2 separate regions of the Homo sapiens genome follow, and region 1 is linked to region 2. Evidence: read pairs that join two places in POLR2A ChIA-PET (ENCODE). Cell type or tissue: MCF 10A. All regions are shown on one strand. Each heading gives the region's core, and the rest is flanking DNA. Links, peaks and the distances in the headings are about the cores only.

Region 1 (7,692 bases), core at 1,708-6,707, 400 kb before region 2:
CATTTCTGAGTACTTCATGAAAAGTGAGGGTCCATCCCCTCGGAAGAACAGGATAGGCGTCAGGAACACTGAAACCTGGCCCCATGGGACCCTGGTGCCCTGCCCTTTGGCCCCAAAGCTGGACCTACAACCACCAGCAATCTAAATCCACCTCCAAACAACACTGAACAACTGCATGGGCAGTGCCAGTCCCCCAAAAACCCAGACCGGGAAAATCTCAGGTGCTGTATCCTTTCTCCCTCCTCTGAGCTCTGGAGTGTTCTAAAATTACATGACTTCTCTGCATTTGGGTCACTTGATTAGAACTGGAAGCACTGTTTCATCCATAAAATACCCTGTAATGGAAAATGACTACATCAACTTGGTTTGAAAATGTATCTTTTATGGTCTCTTATTATTTTGTTGGGTTTTGACATGTTTTGGTGCCAGGTAGAGGAGTGGGAGGAAGGAGATTATTTTCTACTTCAAAACAGTGGGTGGCTAGGATTCTAGTCCTGGCTTTGTCTGTAACTAGTGTGATATTAGAAAAGTTGGCTAACCCCCCTGTGCCTCAGTTACCCGAGATGCCAAATATCTGCCCACCTTCCTAGCTTAGTTCTTGCGAGAGTAGGATGGGTGGCTCACACCTATAATCCCAGCACTTTGAGAGGCTGAGGCAGGTGGATCACCTGAGGTCAGGGGTTTGAGAACAGCCTGGCCAACATGGTGAAACCTGTCTCTACTAAAAATACAAAAAATTAGCTGGGTGTGGTGGTGGGCACCTGTAATCTGAGTTACTCAGGAGGCTCAGGCAGGAGAATCACTGGAACCTGTGAGATGGAGGTTGCAGTGAGCCGAGATTGCACTATCGCACTCCAGCCTGGGCAACAAGAGTGAAATTCTGTCTCAAAAAAAAAAAAAAAGGAAAATATTTCTGTGTCTTGAAAATGTTAAAGCCATGGTGATTGCTCAAAATAGTATGGCATTTAATATAAAATAGATACCCTTAATAGCCCACGTGTAAAATTAAACTTAAAAGGGTCATATTGGGACATTATCTTTACAACTAAAGAGTTTTCTGTAACAAGGATTGAACCTAGGCAGGACTTTATACCAGAATAATTGTGTTCATACTGAATGAGTTACAGATTTAGTCTGTTTGTTCCTTGTTTCAGAGGAGTCAAGCGTCAGAACTTAATGGTGGTTGTAGGTTCTCATTTGCTGTGACATTTCAGTCATTAGTCTGATTGGAGCATTCTTTATCAGCTCTGTGCTTCAAGAGGAGGCGGAAACCACCATCCTGTTGGCTTGGCGGACGTCTGCCTGCTCAGATACCACGTCTCTCCTGGAGTCCCCCAGGGGCCTGGGGAAAGGACGAGGGGGCGGCCAGCTGGGCCCCCTGGGCTGGGGACCAGGAGCCCTCGCTCGGCTCGTTTCCCACTCATTGTGCGGCCCAGGCCCTATCACTCGAGAGGCCTGGCAAGGAAGTGAGGAGGAAGCCGGTGCCACTACTGGTTCAGAATGTTCCAGTGTGGTTGGAAAGTCTGAGAAGCAGCCTGGGTGAGAAGAACAAGACCTTATTGACAGGGTTCAGTCCTGGTCAGGTCTGTTTCACATCAGCTCTCTAAATAATCACAGCTCTTGCCACCTCAGGGATCTCTAGCACGTTTACCTCTGGCTTTTTTTTTTTTAAACATTTAATGTAGCTATGGTAGAACACAAAGCATTCAAACTTTTTATTCCAAGAGAATGATTAGAAGTATAGTGTTGCCTGCTTCAAAACAATAATAGCAAAACAAAGTCCAAACTTCATACTTTACAGGGCTTTCCAACCTACTGCCAAATTATTAGTCTTATTGCAAATATTTTTCTATTAAGCTGTTTTCTCATTGATTGATTTATAGGGATATTGATTATCCTATAATAACATTTTCAGTGGTTGTGTAGCCCGACTTGGCTTGTCATGGTCTGAATTGGTCAGTGTCATTATCTAACTTAGATAATGGTCAGTGTCATTATCTGACATATATTTTAGATATGTAAAAACGGTAAGAATTGTAAGAATGGGATTAAAAAAGAATATGCCAAACATTTTCTCTTCTGCACATGAATCTATAAACTAGAATATTTACCTCAAGAAGTCAGAAGAAAATCTGCTGGAGATTTTAGCCCTGGCATGGTGGCTAACGCCTGAATCTCAGCCTTTGGGAGGCCCAGGCAGGCAGATCACGTGAGGTCTAGAGTTCCAGATCAGCCTGGCCAACATGGTGAAAACCCGTCTCTACTAAAAATATGAATATTAGCTAGGGGTGGTGGCACGCACCTGTAATCCCAGCTATTTGGGAGGCTGAGGCACGAGAATCGCTTGAACCCGGAGGCAGAGGTTGCAGTGAGCCACGATAACAGCACTGCACTCCGGCCTGGGTGAAAGAGCGAGACTCCATCTTAAAAAAGAAGAAGAAGAAGAAAATCTGCTCTAGGTTTTAATGAACCACAGAATGTGTCCCTTGTATGCTTTGCCTTGTCATTCTGCCTGAATTTATGCATGACTTCTGCATTAATGTAGTAAACACACACTTGGCAGTCCTTTCATTTTCAGGACCCATAGGGTGTTTCCAATTCCAGCTTTTGGTCAAGTAATAAGAAAAAGGTTTTTTGTTTTTTTTTCCCCCTGGAATATCTGGTAGGAGCTTTTGAAGCTCTAAGGGATATTTAAAGCCTGTTCAAATTGAAGAAACCGAAGAAAACCCAAACGTCCCCAACCACTTCTGAGGACACGAATTTCCAGTGGTTGGAGCTTCCCATTTTTATCTTTTCGTCTGAATGAGATGGATGGGGACCCTCTAGTTGGGCAGAAAGCAGAGGAGCAGTTATGGGATCGACTGCAAAATGTCTAACCAATTTATTTTCTGAGAGAGGCTGGTGACTTTTTATAGCACCTACAGAATGGTGATTTTTGAACTTTTGACCTATTAAATAGTTTAATTATATGTCTCTCATACTTTCCCTCTAAAAGTGGCACATGAAATATTTTAGGTCAAATGAAGACCCCTACCCAGAAATTTTAAAAATAATTATTAAGAACCAGTTGAGAATCTCTGTATTTTGTCAGACACCTTCATTTTAAGGCAGGAATTAGCTATATGATTTAAGATTAATACAAAGGAAATACGATTTTATAAAAAAAGAGAATATCTTCTTTTTTTAAAAGTTCATTTGTATGTGTGCATAATAATACAAATCTGATCCCCATCCCTGCTCCCTGCCACCTTAAAACCTTTTCAAGCCTTCAGTGATTTTCCAGAACCTTTAGGGTTAGCAGCCAGCTGTGGCCATTGCCTGGAAAGGCCAGCCCTCCAAAGGTACTCACCTTCCTCCACATCCCCCTGGCCTTCTTTATTCTACCATGGAGTCTTTTCCTCTCCACACTAGCCCTTCTATATCCCCAACCCACCTAGTTCCCATCTTATCCCCTTCCCCAGTGATTTTTTTTTTCTTTCCCTCTGGAGACAATGTCTCCCTCTGCCACCCAGGCTGGAGTGCAGTTTTGCAATCATGGCTTACTCCAGCCTCGAACTCCCAGGTTCAAGTGATCCTCCCACCTCAGCTTCCCAAGTAGCTGGTACCATAGGCACGAGCCACCAAGACTGGCTAATTTTTAAAGATGTTTTGGGCTGGGCATGGTGGCTCACACCTGTAATACAACAGTTTGGGAGGCCACGGTGGGAAGATCACTTGTGTCCAGGAGTTTGACACCAGCCTGGGCAACATAGTGAGACCCCATCTCCACCAATTTTTTGTTTTGTTTTGTTTTGTTTTGTTTTAACAGTGCTAAGGTCTCACTGTGTTGCTCAGGCTATTCTCCAACTCTTGGATGCAAGTAATCCTCCTGCCTTGACCTCCCAAAGTACCAGGATTATAGGTGTGAGCAACTGTGCCTGACCCCCAGTGATCTTGTTTAATGACCCCCCAGAATTACTAAGATTTCTGCTTTATGTTGCTATGACACCAAGGCATTCTGCCCCCATATTCTGCATGTTTCACACAACTGGTAAGTGGCAAAACCTAAACCCAAATCCATCTGATTCTGGAACTTCATGCTGTCTGTTGATGCATATCACTTTCCTGGATTTCATTTTCATCCTCTGTCTTCTGTGGAGCTCAAATGAATACTGTTTGTGAAAATGCTTTGTGTATAGTGGAACACCATGTGGTATTTATTGACATTATTGGTGTTATTTTTATTTTAGGTTGCCATTGTCCTTAAGTTAGGTAGCCTTTTAAATGCTTTTCTCAAAACTCTTCATCTAGACCACCTTTCTATACCACTATGAGACTGACGTTTTGCAATTTTTTCTTTCTCCCCAGGATGGTTCCTACCTGGCTGAGTTCCTGCTGGAGAAAGGCTATGAGGTGGGTGACTCAATGGGAAGCGGGCGCAGGCTGGTGGGGTTGCTCGCATGCAGCGGCCACATGCTTCCTCTGCTGCCGTCCTCCTGAGTGTGTTTTCCACTGAAACGCAGATAACAAATCAGAATCCGGGGAAGAATGTGTCTTTGGGCTTGTGAGCCTGCCAACCCATTGTGCTGTTTATCTGCTGGTGAGCACTGGTGGCTCCCCTGCACTCACAGTGTTCAGCTGTGGTGCACACTTCCCACATTCTCCGATAACGCAGCAGCCTGTGCAAGCGAAGCTGTAACATGATTCGGGTTAATTTATGATGTAATGTGTTTCATAAGAAAGTCCTACTCACCATGAAGTCACTTAATTCAGAAATTACAGAGAACAATAAAAACCAAGCTGATTGTTGGCAAACTTGAATGAAAAATTTATACCTGGAGGTTTTCCTTTCTAATAGGCAACCATATATTTTATGGAGCTGAAACTTTTAGGTTTGCTGCTTTTGTCGTTGTCTTCACCATTTCTCCTTTCCTTAAAAGAAACAATAGTTTTATATATTAATTTTGATGTGCTAAGTATGTACAACTTAATTTTTTAAAGAACGTTTTTCAGATATATACATGTATATAAATTCATGCTATACAGAAAAAAAAAAAAACCTTTACAGTGGCCCGTATGCTCTGATCTGTTTTATGAATGTTTACATTAATACTTTAGGATTATCTGTTTATTCTAATTGTTGGTACGTTGTTTTAAAAATGTGTAATTGGGGCAAATGGAAACACAACAGGAAAGAATTTGGCATCTAAATGCCAACATTATTTGAAGAAAAAAAGTTAATTTTCTTTTAACTCATAATCTGAGAGCCTTGACTTTTAGACTTGAAGAAGTAACAGTAGATATGTTTAGCACCTTCTGTACCCTTATCCAAGAGCTAATGCTACATTTTGTAATTATATGAAAATAAATGGAATTATGAAAGTACATATGTATACGTATGTCCATATGCATAAGCTGCTGTAATAATCGAGAAAGAAATGCATATTCTACGGAGCAGAGAGTTTTAGAGTAGGTTATGTATAGTACAAAGTGTTGGTTTTAGAGAAAGACCTATATTTATTCAGGCTAGATTAACCTAACGCCTTAATATCTGTTAAAAGGAATAGCTTGGCAGAGAGATGCCCATACTGTGTTTCAGATATTTGGGATGAGCTGAGAGATGTTTGGTGGCTAGAGAGGAATTAGTGATGTTGTTGTGTATCGAGTGAACCTAGAAAATGAGCTAGCTGAGCAGAAATCGCTGCACTTGTGAAGAGTGAGGTGGCGTGTCAGGCATGTCAGAAGTGATGCTCAAAACCACGCAAGTGTTGCGATCCACTCTTAGGGGGACAAGGTGGGCTGAGACTGGAGGTGAGGGTGGTGTTAACAGGCAGCATCTGTGTCTAGTCCAGAGGAGGAGGGAGCACGGCTATGCGCTGCAGTGATGGTGGACCCAGTGACAGTGACAGGGCGAGTTTGGATGTGTAGATGGCAACCATTCTCAAGCACCTGGTACTGTTAGTGTTACTGGAAAAGGCAGAGAAGCAGATCTCCATTTAGGTGTCCCTTGTTAAGGAACTAGCAGACTTCAGAAGACAAGAAGGATGAGAGATTTGCAAATCGATGCAACAAGAACCTAGGACTGCCAGATAAGCTGCAGATGTTTTTGTGGTATTTGAAATTGTAAGAGCAGATTTTATTATGACACAAAAAGACAATAGAAGGCCCACTTGGCAAATCATAGTTAATGGGAGGAATTTATCATTGAAACAATGTTTGAGAGAGAAAACAGGTTTAGGAGAGAGATCCGTGAACTGATAGAAGGAAACATGGTTGACACTATAGCGGGAAAGTACACAGCCACAAAGCATAATCAGAAATTAGTTCTCTTCCTAGTCCAGGGGAAATGTGAGCTCTCTGCATATTGTGGGACTGTAAGTGTGTTTATCCTTACTGTATTCAACTTTAATAGGCTGCTGTCCTCAATTTTAAGAGATTCGTATAATTCGAGAATAAACCATTAGGAGGAATCTGATGGTGGCACAGGCCTTATGTTTTTATGCTTAGGTCAAAGTAAATGTTAGAGTAATTTTTCAAATTGGCTGCATTGGAAAATTTCCCAAATTATCAGCTGCAGTCCCTGATTATTGAAGGCCATGAGTAAAAGAATAGGATTAGTAGATTGCATGAAGTAGGATGAGAGAGGGACGTATTTTATTACGTGTGAACTCGGGGTGGGGGGCAGTGGTGGTGGTCAACATCAGCAATTTTGGATGCTTACAGACTTCAGACTCTCAGCCTTTAGTGTGCATCAGAATCACTCAGGCCCTGTTAAGACACAGAAGGCTGGTTCAGGGATCTGGGAATTGTTCTTTCTAACACGACCCCAGTCAGTGTGACATTGCTTGCCTGGGTACTACAGATAGAGAAACCACCACAACTAAAGGTTTAGATGAGATCAGGTGATTGATTGAATCATATGATGAAGTTGAACACGGTACCCTAAGACATTTTAAATCCGTGAGGCCTTGCTTCTCTGGGTTGCCATATTATTTTGAATCTAGCCTTTGTATGAGGTATACTACTAAGGTCAGGAACAGCTGGAAACAACCTACTTAGGGATAGCAGAGGACAAACCAGGAACAGATAAACACTGTGAAGAAGAGCTTGATGCTGAGGCTGAGTTGTTCTTTCTAGAAAAGAAAGGCACACTGGTTGGTTAGCAGTGGTAAGGCCAGCTGTGCATTTTGAAACTGGGAAGCATGGGCAGTGTGGAGAGGCCACAGTCACCTGGAGGGGAGCATGCAGGAGAGCAGGGCCAGGTTGGTGGGGTAGTGATGGTGGGTGGTGTAGGCAAAAACAAACCCTGTGTATGGAATTCATGTAGCACAGTTAGACGCACTCCTTTACTTTTTCTCCCATCAGAAAAGCAAAATGAAAGTATAAATAACTTAGCTAGCCTTAAAGCAAAAATAGGCATTTGCAGATGACTTGAAAAGCAATAGCGTGTACTAACAGATTGATTAGTTGTGGTTAATCACTTTGTGTCACCTCACGCACATTTAGACTCCTGAAGCCGTGGGGCCTTGCCATCAAATGTGGCCACTGAAATCCACACATCTGATCATGCTCTGAATGAACCGTTTGAAATGAAAAAGTGAAGGGTTACTTCTCACTGAGAAGTGACTCAATTTAAAAGTTTAAAGGGACAGTTTTTAATGTTGTTTGTTTCTTGAATTTTGCTCAGGATTAAATGTTAAGGAGAGCATGAGG
Region 2 (7,692 bases), core at 1,311-6,310:
TACCGTTTCCCGGTGAATTTTCCAAAAACTTAGCTCTGATCCTACCTACCAATTCCCTTGCTTTGAAATTCTTAGACCTATATGACCTGCCAAATTGATCTAATCAACATTAAGGAAGAAATGAAAACAAATTACCAAACATCCCTTTTTGTGTTAATTAATTAATATAAAAGTCATGGGGAAATGACCAGTTGTACAGCTGTATATTATTCAACATACTGCGCTATATAATTCTCTGTGTCACAGGACAGTTTTCATACTTGCCTTGAGTCCATTGGTAAATTCAGCACACTAACAAACTGATTATTCCTCCAACGGTGAAATATTTCCCCTTTGCTACCAAGAAGTGATTTGACAGAACATTCAGGTGATTCATCAGAAATAAGGCTTATGAGGTCAGTTTATGTCTTTAATTCTCAACCTATTCCAAAATATAACTGGGATCAACATTTAATGTTCATTTTCAGTGGTGCCTGTGGCTTACATAGGCAGGTAACTAATTTTGTCTTCCCCATGATGACTCTGACCCCGAGAGCACACAGAATTGTCCTGTGTCCATAGGATTCATCTCCAGCTCATAATGCAAACCAGTTCTAAGGATAAACAGTAAAGTCAAACATGTCATACTTGTTAATTTCTTCTCTTTCTTTGCAAAAAAGTTCATATGTAAAAATAAATAACCCAAATTCTGTAATATTATAGACATCCAGACGTTACCATTAAGTGAGTGGCTTGATTTATAAAAAATGAGAACATAAAATGGATAAGTAGAATTTTAGCGAGAAGGTAATCTCGAAGCATATGAGCTCATCCTGCATAGTGTGGACTTGAGGACTCGCTCCTGGGATCCTTACTGCTGTCAACCTTGGATGTTCAGGGAAGGAAACTTGTGTGCAAACAGTATCCTAGCTAGGTCAGAGGAGGTTATAGGAAAGTAATATTGATATACCCTCACTCAGCAGGAAACAAACAATTAGTTCTGTACTTTTTGGAGGTTTAATCATCTGAGACTTACTAAGGGGGCCCACCATTGACGGGAGAGCAGGAGAACTTGTATGTGATCCAGGGATGCATTGAATGGTTAATTAGGTTACAAAACTTATTCCCAAATGGAATGTGTTGAATTAACTCTGAATATCCCTAAAACTACAAAAGAAAGAAAAAAAAAGGGAAGACAGAAGACATTAATTTATATTAATTAATTTATAATAATTTATTAATTAATAATAATGAATTGACCAAGAATGGTCTAGAGAAATACAAAATCTTTGAAATCCCTGAAAGTTGCCCAATTTTATTTTCTGGCTAATCTGTTCATTTCTAAAGTCTCACTTCTGAATTCGTCATGATTTTCTTGAAAAGGAAAAAAACGCTGCCCTTGCAAAACAGATCTAGAAAGGCTTTGAAAGTCGCCGTTGCTTTAATAATCAGCTGGAGCATCAGCCTGTGCTGCTGTGGTTAATGAGCTTAAGCGCTCCTGCGGGGAGAGGGCTGGGGCATCCCAAGGTGCTACAGCATGGCCAAATGTTCCCAAGCAATTAGGAGCTGATTCAGTGTTTATCTTCCTTACAGGTGGGAAGGAAAGAATGAAAATGAAGTGGGCAGATGTAAAGAGACCGGCAAAGTTCACGTGACTGTGGATCTCAAGTACTACCGGCCAACTGAAGTGGTAAGGACTCTCTGGCCACCCAGTGCGTGGCCACATTTGGCTGGCTGGCTGGGCAAATGCGCTCATGGAATGCCTGGTGCCAGCCTTTGGAGCTGTCAGTTCAGCTCCCTGGCATCCTTCAGCGTGCATTTCCAAAATCAGAACACAGTGAATTCAATTTGAGATTATCATTCTTACCACAAACTTCATTGCTCTATAAAGGAAAACAAGAGTTAAACCCACCAAAAGAAATCATTGATTTCAGAAATGGAATCTCACATCACACGCAGATCTCCTCATGTTGGTCTCCTATTCTAATGGCTGGTCCCTGATAACCTACAGGATGCCTGACTTAACAACGCTGTCCCAGACCTGCAGGACATCTAGGTCCTCTCCAGCTATGTCTATGTCTGTGTCTGTGTACTCATACACAAGTGCATACTTGCACACTATACCATAAATGGTCTCCCCTGCTTTTTATAAGACTCAGGTCAGGGACCACCCTGTCCATGTAGCCTTTTCTGGCCGATACATCAGTACTGCTGAAATTCCTTCCCACTCCTTTCTTTGTATCCACATTATATGCTATACATAATTCTATTATAGTACCTACTATAACCCACCATAATCATTTGTTTACATGTCTTTCTCTCTTTACCAAATTGTGAACTCTTTGAGAATAGGGACTTTTAAAAAATATCTTAAGGCCAGGCACAGTGGCTCATGCCTATAATCCCAGCCCTTTGGGAGGCAGAGGCATGCAGATCACCTGAGCTCAGGAGTTCAAGACCAGCCTGACCAACATGTGAAACCCCATCTCTACTAAAAATACAAAATTAGCCGGGTGTGGTAGCGCATGCCTGTAATCCCCACTACTCGGGAGGCTGAGGCAGGAGAATCGCTTGAACCCAGGAGGCGGAGGTTGCAGTGAGCCGAGATCGCGCGCCATTGCACTCCAGCCTAGGCAACAAGAGTGAAACTCCGTCTCAAAAAAAAAAAAATCTTACACTAGACTATAACAAGGTAGGTACTTAATAAATACTGACTGATTGCTAGATGGATGGGCGAATTTCTAAATACAGAACTTCCTGTGTTACAAAATGGTTGTTAGAACATAACATCCTCCTTTCCTAAACTTATAAAGCTGCCTAGCTTGCTGTTATTGCTTTAATGAGGTCCATCCTCACTATGGAAGCAAAGCTCAACATATGAAATATACCTAAAGATAATAGAAAGCATCATCTCTAGAGAGAAACGTTCATATGTGTTACCTAGTGAACATTAACTGTGAAAATTGAATTTTTTGAAACCATTTTCCCTGTGTTCTGAACCAAATTCCTATCTGTTGTTCAACCTTGGAGAGGTTAGGAAAACCCCAGTGAAGAGAGACTGAAAGTGAATCGGTCATCATTTACCACTCTTTAAAATGTCTTGTTTCAGACAGAAGGAAAAAACTGTATTTCATGCACTCTACCACACAGGAGGAAATAAAAAGGAAAGGAAGTAACCAGTGCTTGGGAGAGGTAGGGCTGTGGAGTCGTGCATTGTCCGGGCACAGGGCGTGGCCGGGGCTCTGACACAGTGAACCATTGTTCCCGGTGCTAATGGAGAGTGGGTGTGCCTAGGAGAGGATGTGTACTGGCCCTCAGGGAGGAAGATGCCAGCCACGCTGTGCTGACATAGCAGGGACTGCCGACTGGAGCCCTGAGCTGTGCTGCCATTTGACTCTCTGGCCTGATGAGGTGCGACAGAGATGTCAATTTTCTGGAACATTGCACAGATCACATATTTATGCAAATGCTTTTCTGTATCTACAATCAAAAATGGTCATCTCAGAGAAGGAAATTTACTAAGCCAACAGAAACCTCAATTTTTACAACTTAAATGTGGCTCTTTCCCTCTCTGACACCAAAATAGTTTCAAAAGCTAGGAAGTCATTAAGAATGGCTTGTCTGTCATTCCTACTTAGACAAGGTGTGGGATTGATAAGGACACAGAACAAAAGAATTCACTGAACAGGAAAAGGACCCTCAGACTAACAAGACTGTTCTTGAATCCGCATCGACCCCCTTTCCTGCCGTGACCGACGCCGCATCCCTCCCGTTTCTTTTGTTCATTCAAGTGCTATCATCATACCTGTTCTGCAGCTCTGTTGACACTAGCATTCTTTGAGTATAAGAGTGGTGTCTGATTTCATATGCTTGCTTTATTTTTCCACCGATTTGGCTCTCTCCTGAGCTTCCCTTTACTGTCCAATTTTGAATCTTGAACTACGTTTTATCTTTCTAAGCCTCTAGGCTGCATTAATTTCATTCACTCCACTTCAACCTAATATTCCACTGGGTAAGCTTTTCCTGTATGGTGAGACTAAACTTTTAACCTCATTCCTCAGAACAACAAGTTTTCCTAAAACTTGGATCAACTTGACAGCCTCCTGTTGAATTGCCTCAGGGGTGAGAATATTCTTCCAGTTGAAAGGTAACCAGAACTGGAGACTATATTGTAAATAAGCTTTTAGTTAGGTGTGAGGTCCCAAGAGCCAATGGTCTAGAGCCATTTGGTATGAGTCCTGAAAAGCACCAAGCTTCTTTGAGGTTTGTCTACATTCAACTTAGGATACATGTGGAATTCTCTCACATCTAAACTGAATCTTTCCTTCTCAGGGACTCAGTCCATCCTGCACATGCCAAAGGCTTCTTATTCTTCTTATAGTCTGTAAAAGTGCTTTCACCGATCAGCTTAGGTCATCTGTCCCCCAAGATCTTCTGCACAGAGGGACACTCAAACCAATAACTATGTCTTCTTAGAATCATTTCGGAATGACTGATAGGAAAAAAAAATTGCCATAAAGAGGCCGAGGCGGGTGGATCACAAGATCAGGAGATCGAGACCATCCTGGCTAACACAGTGAAACCCCGTCTCTACTAAAAAAGATACAAAAAATTAGCCGGGTATGGTGGCAGGTGCCTGTAGTCCCAGCTACTCAGGAGGCTGAGGCAGGAGAATGGCGTGAACCCGGGAGGCGGAGCTTTCAGTGAGCCAAGGTCGTGCCACTGCACTCCAGCCTGGGCCACAGAGCGAGACTCCGTCTAAAAAAAAAAAAAAAATGCCATAAAGAAAATTTGAAAAAAAAAAAATAGGACACATCAGGTCTCAGAACACTGATATCCTACAGCAAGACTAAAGGGAAATAGAGCTTTATATTATGTTTTGAATAAGACTCAGAATGGTCTCAAAAATGGCCCTTTGCTCAGCAAAGGCAGGTACTAGCTTGAAAGAGGCCACCAGTGGTTCCATAGAGGGCGTAGTTCCACCTGTGCTGGTAATTTCTTTTTCCTCATTGATTTAGTGCCTCAAAACCTTCAATATCGCTTCTGTACCAGTGTGAAGTTTTCAAAGTGTTTGTTCTGGACTAAGGACTCCAGCATCCAATTAAAGCTCAATTGAGCAACATTTTTTGGTACTCTGCCTACAGGGGTTTGTTACCACAGAGAGCCTGATCCTGGAAATTAGACTTTAAATTTTCCATCACTCCTGAATTCTGGTATTTGTTGATGATAACATTAGTACTTGAGTTCTGTGCCACTTAAGACCCCTGTCTTGTGTATAATTTTCTGTACATGCATACACTGATGCACAGATTTATTGCATTGTGTGTTCATTCTTAGAGAGAAAGTGGTAATTATGCTCAAATGTGGGCCTGTTGGCCAAACTGCCTGAGTTTGAAACCTATTGATTACTAGCTGTGCGACCATAGGCAAGTTCCTTAACTTCTCAGTGCCTCTGTTCCCTCATTTTTAAAAATAAGATTAATAATAGGACTTCTTTCAAAGAATTACTGGAGAATTAACAGAGTCAGTTATGCAAAGTACTTATTAGTACAGTGTCTGGCACAGAGTAAATATCTAATATTGATGTTGTTCTTAACCATTCATTCATGCACTAAGTATTTATCAAACACTGTGCTAGACCCTAGGAGTACAATGATGAACAAAACAGATACAGTCCCCACCCTTGTGGAGATTGCAAATGTAGAAATGATAGCAGTTTGGCCGGGCGCGGTGGCTCACACCTGTAATCCCAGCATTTTGGGAGGCCGAGGCGGGCAGATCACAAGGTCAGGAGATTGAGACCTTCCTGGCTAAGATGGAGAAACCCCATCTCTACTAAAAATACTACTACTACTACTACTAATAATAATAATTAGCCAGGGAGGGTGGCGGGCACCTGTAGTCACAGCTACTGGGGAGGCTGAGGCAGGAGAATGGTGGGAACCCGGGAGGTGGAGCTTGCAGTGAGCCAAGATCACACCACTGCACTCCAGCCTGGGCGTCAAAGCAAGATTCCATCTCAAAAAAAAAAAAAAAAAAAAAAGACGTGATAGCAGTTCCTGGAGTCCAGGATCTTTGGAGAAGCAGAACGACATTGTTAGTGACTTGTGCAGACTAACCAGCCAAAAATGGATAATGAAACATACTTGAAGCTTCTAGTGAGTATTACTAAGCACGTTTTAAGATGCTCATTTTTTTATTGGTTTTCAGCCTTTCTGATCCTGTTTCTGAAAGTTCAGGGGCTACTCAGTAAGTAGTACAGAAATATTGTGTAAATATGAGAAAACTACTATTGACCTATTAATATATATAAAATAACCACAAATATGTCGTCTTCTTATGTGAGAATTTTTAACTTAAAAATTCACAAAGGAAGGATTAATGAAGTAGTCATCCTAACGTGCCAAATTTGTAACCACATCAAATGGTCAATCCACTAAAAAAGCAAAACAAAAGAAAAAAAAAGCAAAGAGATTTTTTTCAGTCAAACAAACAAAAAGTCCCTTTTTTTTCTGCAGAGCATCTTGGGAAATGGGATAAAGGGACACATTCACAGACCCAAATCAAGTATTTTTCATGAAAAGTATCTTGGCTTAAACTCTACTAGCTGATGTTTACTCCTTTTTTTCCTTGCTACACTGTTTGTCTTTAACATTCATTTTTCTTTTTCTTCCCATTGTATTTTTAATCTCCTCAGTTGTGATTGGTTTTTGTTTTATTTACTTAGATATCTGATATTTATTCCTAATCTTTATAGATATCAGGGAAAAATCATAGGTTAAAACCTAGAACTAAGAAAGCAATAACTTCAAAGAAGTCCAACAAGCTAGTTAAAACAACACCTTCCTCCCGTAAAAACATGTGGCCTGTTTCTGATCAAATTACCATATGCTTGTCGAGTTGTCCTCCCCACCCCCCGCAAACTTTTCCTAATATTTTTCTGTAAATGATGTTAAGTTAAATGGCCTATAATTGCTTGCTCTATCTCATAGCCCTGTTTAGAATAATGATATGTAACACTTTCCAGACCTCAGGAACCTGATCTGTCATCAGAGGACTTATATAAATGCCAGTCAGAGCTTCCCTCAGCTCTGTCTCTGCGTTTGGGGGTGAAAAGCCCTCAACACACTCACCAGCCTGGCCTTTTGTCCTGAAACTGTCCCCCTTTTCTCCCATAGCTGTTCTCACCACCTTCTCACACTTCCCCTCCCAAAGCAGGAAATTAGATCCCCCCACTCTATCCCTTCATCTGTACCAGCTCTGTTAGAAGCCAGTCCATCCCTCCCGCTCCTGCTCCTTCTGACCTCTAAGGCTCTAATCCTCCCCTCCACCCCTGCTCTTCTTTGTTCCTTTCTCTGACCAGCGGGAGCCAGGGTCAGAGGATGTGGAGAGAGCAGATTAAGGATGAGTGCCTTTCTTCCTGCACTCTTGGGCCTATAGAAAGAGAGGCGAGACTACTCGTTCTGTAAGGTCCCTTCCCATTTTAATATCCTGGCATCCTGTGCTCCCATAACTTTTGGACCACAGTAGTGTGGAATGCTGATCAGAATGCTTCCTCTTTTGTAATTATTCTCTGAACTTCTTACTGCTTGTATTTTATAAATAGTTTATATCTCTAAATCACTGTTTATATATTTTAAGCCTCCCTCTTAGGCTCCTCATACTAATCTTTATATCCTTCCTTAATCACATTGGCCTTTCCTGCCCTTTTCC

The links. Peaks named below come from ENCODE experiments on the same cell type or tissue, not always from the same donor. Only the 100,000 strongest peaks of a DNase experiment are listed, where the experiment ranks them.
Region 1: POLR2A ChIA-PET joins it to region 2 with 5 read pairs; 2 of 35 experiments call an interaction of 5 or more read pairs at or near these places.

The regions. Positions count from the first base shown.
Region 1 is chr6:2,121,387-2,129,078 of GRCh38, reverse strand. It overlaps GMDS (GDP-mannose 4,6-dehydratase), which reads left to right. Exons shown (of 11, transcript NM_001500.4): 2 at 4,348-4,392. Among named protein-coding and RNA genes, the nearest start is that of GMDS, 120 kb to the left of the region's middle. In MCF 10A, for the core only: no CTCF peak of the experiment used is centred there; DNase peaks (open chromatin) are centred at 4,428 and 4,648.
Region 2 is chr6:1,720,393-1,728,084 of GRCh38, reverse strand. It overlaps GMDS (GDP-mannose 4,6-dehydratase), which reads left to right. Exons shown (of 11, transcript NM_001500.4): 9 at 1,573-1,669. Among named protein-coding and RNA genes, the nearest start is that of FOXC1, 110 kb to the right of the region's middle. In MCF 10A, for the core only: no CTCF peak of the experiment used is centred there; a DNase peak (open chromatin) is centred at 3,234.